Regions from separate parts of the Homo sapiens genome. Here region 2 is linked to region 1. The links are chromatin contacts, found by Hi-C or POLR2A ChIA-PET in ENCODE. All regions are on one chromosome and are shown on one strand. Each heading gives the region's core, a stretch centred on a gene start or an enhancer-like site at or near the end of the contact. The rest is flanking DNA. Distances are from core to core; before and after follow the strand shown. Region 1 holds the start of MSANTD3 (Myb/SANT DNA binding domain containing 3). Region 2 holds the start of SMC2-DT (SMC2 divergent transcript).

What was found. A loop is a pair of places that touch in the nucleus more often than their neighbours do. ChIA-PET counts read pairs that join two places held with the same protein, here RNA polymerase II (POLR2A). Pooled maps may share reads with other maps.
Region 2: a pooled map shows a loop between it and region 1 (4-fold over the local background). The contact joins the promoter of SMC2-DT here to the promoter of MSANTD3 in region 1. A Hi-C loop is called at or near these places in 8 of 50 pooled maps. POLR2A ChIA-PET finds 5 or more read pairs at or near these places in 2 of 52 experiments (HEK293 and WTC11).

Annotation. Positions count from the first base shown.
Region 1 is chr9:100,425,662-100,428,652 of GRCh38, forward strand. It overlaps MSANTD3 (Myb/SANT DNA binding domain containing 3), which reads left to right and starts at 1,482. Exons shown (of 3, transcript NM_080655.3): 1 at 1,482-1,732. RefSeq lists silencers at 1,319-1,548, 1,589-1,818, 1,859-1,978.
Region 2 is chr9:104,091,080-104,094,070 of GRCh38, forward strand. It overlaps SMC2-DT (SMC2 divergent transcript), which reads right to left and starts at 1,395. Exons shown (of 3, transcript NR_121580.1): 1 at 1,010-1,395. It also overlaps a transcript of SMC2 not described here. RefSeq lists enhancers at 2,513-2,991, 2,645-2,964.

The DNA of each region.
Region 1 (2,991 bases), core at 232-2,731:
GCTCTTAGTTTAGGGTCTTTATTTTTATTGGTGCTTCTGCCCTGGATTGTTTTTTGAGGGAAGAAAGAAAGGGTTGCGTGATTCTTTGTACATAGTGAAAACCTAGATCAGTTTTTACTTTAGGGCTATGGATAGTGGGAGTTGGGAGGGCAAGCAATAGTCTCAAAAATGTTCAAGGAATTAAAACACAAAAACGGAAAATTGCAAGTGTTGACAAGGTTGTGGAAACTTGGAACCCTCAAACATTGGTGATGGGAATGTAAAATGATTCATTCAGCTGCTGTGGAAAACTTTTTGGCAGTTCCTGGAAAAGTTAAACATAGAATTACCCTATGACCCAGAAAGTCCACTCCTAGGTATGTATCCAAAAGAACTGGGAACAGGTACTCAAATATGTGTACAGGCATGTTCAGAGCAGCACTATTCACAATAGCCAAAAGGTGGAAGTAACCCAAATATCTATCAAGGGATGAATGAATAAACAAATTATAATATACACATACAATGGGATATTAATCAGCCATAAAAAGGAATGAAGTACTGATCCACGCCTCAACATGGATGAATCTTAAATACAGGCTAAGTCAAAGAAACGACACAAAAGGCCGCATATTGTATGGTTGCATTTATATGAAATACCCAGAAAAAAGTAAACTCACAGAGATAGAAAATAGCTGAGTCGTTGCCAGGGTCTGGAGGAAGGAGGGACTGGGGAATTACTGCTTAATGGAGTATGGATGTTTCAGAACTAGATAGAAGTGGTTGCTCAACATTATGAATGTAATAAATGCCACCAAATCGTTCGCTTTTAAGTGGTTTATGTTATGCGAATTTCACCTCAAAAAAAAAAAAAGTTAAAAAGCCTTCTCTGCCTTTCTCTGGGGTTGGAGTCTTCCCAATGGATCCAGGGCAAAAGAAACATCCAGCCACTCTGTTTGCGGGAGGAGCAAAGGGTGGCTTGTCCCGACAGTTTGAGCTGTTGTGCATGCATTTACACACGCATTAATTCCAAATGAGTCAGCACAGTGTCCGAGACAGGTCCTGGGCTCCAGTGAGCACAGTCGCTCTCCTGGGGGAGGCACGTTCCACAAATTAACAGAAGTTCTGATAAACTCAGCATAGGGGGATTCGCTGTCCCAAGTATCAAGGAGTCCTAAAAGAAAAGGGCCTATTTCAGTCGGGGGACCTGGACTGAACTAACTCGTGTTCATGGCCGCCAAATCCCGTGTGACAAATGTATTCTTTTGTTGTTCATAGAAATAAAACAGTTTTTCGGGCCGCTTCAGGAGCTCCTCTGCAAAGGTGGGGAAAAAAGGCAACTAAATCAGCACGAGGACGTCAGCCCGAGGATGTCAGGAGCGGGGTCGGTGCGGACGGGCAGGTGGGCGGGGGGGCACCCCGCGCCCCGCCCCAGTCCCCTGGAGGCCGGCGGCCGCAGCTCGGGGAAGTGGGGACTGGCGCGGGGCCGCGCTCCCGCCCTCCTCGGCGGCGCCGACGGACCGGCAGGCGGCGGGCGGTCCGCGAGGGGGCGGCGGCGTCCGGGCTTTGTGGCCGCGGCGCGCGCGGCGGGGCCTGGCCGGCCGGGGGCGCGCCGCCGCCGCCGCCGCCGCCCGGCGTTCGGGAGCCCGCGGCCCTCCCGGCCGCCCTGCTTGCGAGAGGAGCCCAGGCCGCCCGCCCTCGCGCCTCGCCGGCCCCTCCCCCGGTCGCCGCGGCTGCCGCGCCGCCGCTGCAGGTAGGAGGCTCCCCTTCCGGGCGGGCCGCAGCCGGGCGGGGGCGGGGGTGGGGGGCGCGGGCCGGGCGTAGAGGGGGCCGGGGGCCGGCATGGAGGGTTTTCGGGCCGAGCCGCTGCGACCCCGGCCTTGCAGGCTGGGCGCCGGGCGGCCGCCTCTGCGCGCCGCGATGGGACTCGGTGAGTAGGGCCGGCCTGCTGCCTACAAAGCCCCGGGGCGCGGGCCTCTGGGGTACTCAGTGGCGCGCCCACGGCTGGGAGCGGGGTGGGCTTTGGACTCCCGGGCTCGGGGAGCTGCTCGGGGGGAATCCAGGTGACCTGCAGTACCGCGGTCTTCCCATCCCGGCGTCCCCACTGTGTGCTGATCACTGTGCTCGGCGCTTTTCCATACTTGTCTCCTTTAAGACCTCCAGTGCCCCGCCCGTCCAGAGTGTAACGGGAGGGATCCCTCACTTGCAGGATGAAGGCCGAGCATCACATCCTTGCTTGACTGACCTTGGGAAAGCTCCTTTACTCCGAGCCGGGGCTACTGTTTCTGTAAATTAGAGGCGGGGGTCGGGGGGGCGTGGTATAATATCTACCCTCAGGTACTATTGTGAAAGATAATGTATGTAAATGATAACAGCTAAATTTTGAGCACTCTGTATGTACCAGGCCCTAGGTACTAAACAGTTGGCATGAATTATCATTGAATCATCACCCTGGCGCTGTGAGGTAGTTACTGTAAATTGCATGAATAATCTTTATTTAGGAGTACGAAACAGTGAAGAATTTAGTCTCCCTATTCCGATTCAGGAGGTTGGGTATTTCTTAGGCGTGATAACATTTAACATTACAGACGTTCCTGCAGTATCGAGGAGAGTAGTTATAGGATGCAGGGATATATTTGTCATACATTTAAAACTGGAGGTAGGATAATATCAGGGCCAGAGAGTGTGCCTTTCAGCATGTCAGAGCAGATGATTGTATTCCAAGGAAATTGCTGAATATTAATTAAAAAACATAGTTTCTGAGTTAGGATTGAGGATGGCTGTGGGAGTCCAGGGCCAGAGAGAGACATGGGATGGACAAGGGGGAGAAGAAGGATTCTGAAGTCCTGGAGGAAGATGTAGAGGAAGGCACCAGGGTTCACCATCCCTCCCCTGCAGCATTGCTGGGCCAGATTTCATCCCTCCCGTAGAGACCCGGGCTAGGGGACAAAGGCTGCTGGGGCAGGGGGTGGGGAGGGATGTTATAGGTTGTCTCTTTTTACTCCCAGGCCG
Region 2 (2,991 bases), core at 145-2,644, 3.7 Mb after region 1:
GTTTGTCAAACAGGTTATATTCGGTGAACCCACAGTTCAAATAATATGGCGTTAGAAATAAAATACAGTCATGCGTTGCCTAACGACGAGATACGTTCTGAGAAACGCCTCATTAGGCAATTTCATTGTTGTGCAAACATCATGAAGTATACTTAACACAAACCTACATATTATAGCCTTATGATTCTAGACTACAAACTTTTATAGCATATTACTGTACTGAATAATGTAGGTAACTATAACACAATGTTGTGTTTGTGTTTCTAAACAGAAAGGGTAGTATGTTGCACTACGATGTTACAACATCACTAAGCAACAGGAATTATCCATTATAATCTTAAGGGACCACAGTCACATAATGTAATCAGACATTGAAATATTATGTGGTGCACGAGTGTATTCAAAAAGTGCTGCCAGGCCACTGCCCTCCAGCCTGAGACAGAGTGAGACTCCTTCTCTGAAAAAATAAAAGTGCTGCTAGTCAATCCAATGTAAAAATATAAACTTCCTGTCATTATCAATTCATTTCCTTGAACCTAAAAATAATCTCTCAACAAAATGAGTCTTCCTTACTTCTGCGGTAAAGTCCTTTCTTTTTTTCTTGTCCTTTGTTCCAAGGAGAAAGGATTCACTCGGGTCCCTGTGAGAAGAGCTTCTTTAGCACTCTAAAATTAGAAAAGTATACCCAGGAGAGAGCAGGTTCCTTCCAGTTCCCTAGGAGAGTAGAGCACCAAATATTTCTCCTAGGTCTTGCTTTGTGGCTGTATGTGTGTCCTTGCTGGTACTGATGATGCCTTCCATATAAGGACTCAGACTCCACTAGCTGCCAGATTTCTGCTTGAAACACTGCCCGCTAGCGTTGAAGCTTTCAAACGATTTTAATCCATGGTGATGAAGCAAGAACAGTGTTTTCTGTACACTGCATCTACCCTATACTCTCTGTTTCTACCCCTCACATCTCCAAATTAGGGGGCTTCACTGGCTTTGTGCCTTGGTTTTTTCCACTCACCTGTGTGATCTCAGGAGGCAGAGTTTCAAGTTAGTCATCAGTGATTTCCTCAAGTCCATTTGTCTTATATTTAGCAGCAATTCCTTAGTGCTTCTGGCACGCAATAAGACTAAAACTGAGAGATCTCCACCTTTATAAGCATTTTTCATTTTAATCAATGGTCTTAATGGGAGTAGTTAGATCTGCACATTCTTCTAACCACCCAGGAGTCCTTATCCAACAACAGTGCACTTGTGTATGTTTTCATCCATGTGACGTAAGTGTATCAGCTAGTTGTTAAAGTGCAAAGACTAACAGTCTGTCTTAACACATATTTCCATACCAAAAAATCACTTTATTTCACAACGTGACAAAGTCCACATTAGGATTTGTTGGCAAATTAAAATTCTTTACTCACAAAATGATAAAAGGAAGGAGACACAGCTCAAAGTTAATGTGTAAGAGTTAACAGAATCAATACAAGTGAATAGCTGTGGAGCCCAGGGGATGCAGGAATCAAGGCAGACAAAGATATCTGTTGAATTAAATTAATGTTAGGTCACTACCCATGGTTGACATCACAGAAGTGGATAAGCATACCAGAGTAAACAAAGGAATCCTTTCTTAAACAAAAAACCCATACAACTTATTTTACTCCCTTATCGAGAAATATTTTCAAAATATAAGCCCATTCCTGGTAGGTTAAGACCAATTCAGATGACTGCATTGCCATTCCAGGGCCAAGAAAGCAACTTTAAAAACATGACCTACGCTATGGTCTAAATGTGTCCCTCAAAATGCACATTTTGAAATCCTAACTCCCGAACTGACGGTTTTAGCAAGTGGCATCTTGGGAAGTGAGGAATGGGATTAAGGTCCTTATAAAATAGGCCCAAGCGAGGGCCTCTGCCTCTCCACCATGCGAGGACAGAGCCAGAAGGTGCTATCCACTAAAGAGAAAGCACCCCTCCCTAGACACACCTTATTCTGTGACATTCCAGCCTTCAGAAATGTGAAGAATAAACTTCTGTGGTTCATAAACTACCCAGTCTAGGATATTTTGTTATGGAAGCCCAAAAGGATCAAGCCATTCCAAAATAGCATTGTTGCCCACACCATCTTTTTGAACCTCACTTAGGGTAACACCATACCCATTCGGAGTTAAGCCCTTCCTAACTCTTAAGTATCAACGTGCTTGGAAACGTGAGCAATCCTGACACGTTTTTTCTTCCTAAAGAACAATACATACTAATAATAGGATCGGCTAATAATACTAGATTCTATGCATGAAGCCTAGTATTTAAAAGCATGCAATCTGGAGCTAGACCGCCTGGGAACAAATCCCAGCTTACTAGACAAGCTGTTTAACCTTTTACTTGGTCTCATTTAACTCATTTGTAAAACGAGGGCAATTTCTGATTTCATAGGGTTGCTACGTGGATTTTAAAAAGCCCCTTGCAATATAGCCTAATATTCAGAACTCAATAACATGAACTGTCTTAAAAGGTTTCCAGAAAAAATCCCCAACAGGTTAGGTCGGCTTATCATTACAACGCTTTCCGGTATAAGGGAGATGAATAGCTATTTAGCACCACACAATTTCTCCTCTGGGCTCGGAACAGCTCTCGGTAGACTACGATCCCTTTCCGACGTGGAAACTTCAGATAAAAACGCTCCCCGAGGTCCGAGGCCAGTACGGGGCGGAGCCAGGACGCGGGCCAGAGTCCCCCGAAGGACGGTGCCTCTCTGGCCCCAAGAAGTACAGCTTTTATTTTGCAGCAATCTGAGCCAACCCGAGAAGATTCTGAAGCTTCCAAAACAGAACCGACGAGAACACTCATAGAATGCCTCTCCACTTCCTAACTGTCGCTTTGAGGAGAGAAAAGTAAGCCACAGCCAGCACCGCAGACTGGAGAAGGCGGAGTCTGCAGTGTGCCTAACGCGAACTAGAGGGACCGAGGCGGGGCGGGGCTGGCGAAGCGCGAGGACCCGGGGCCGAGGTG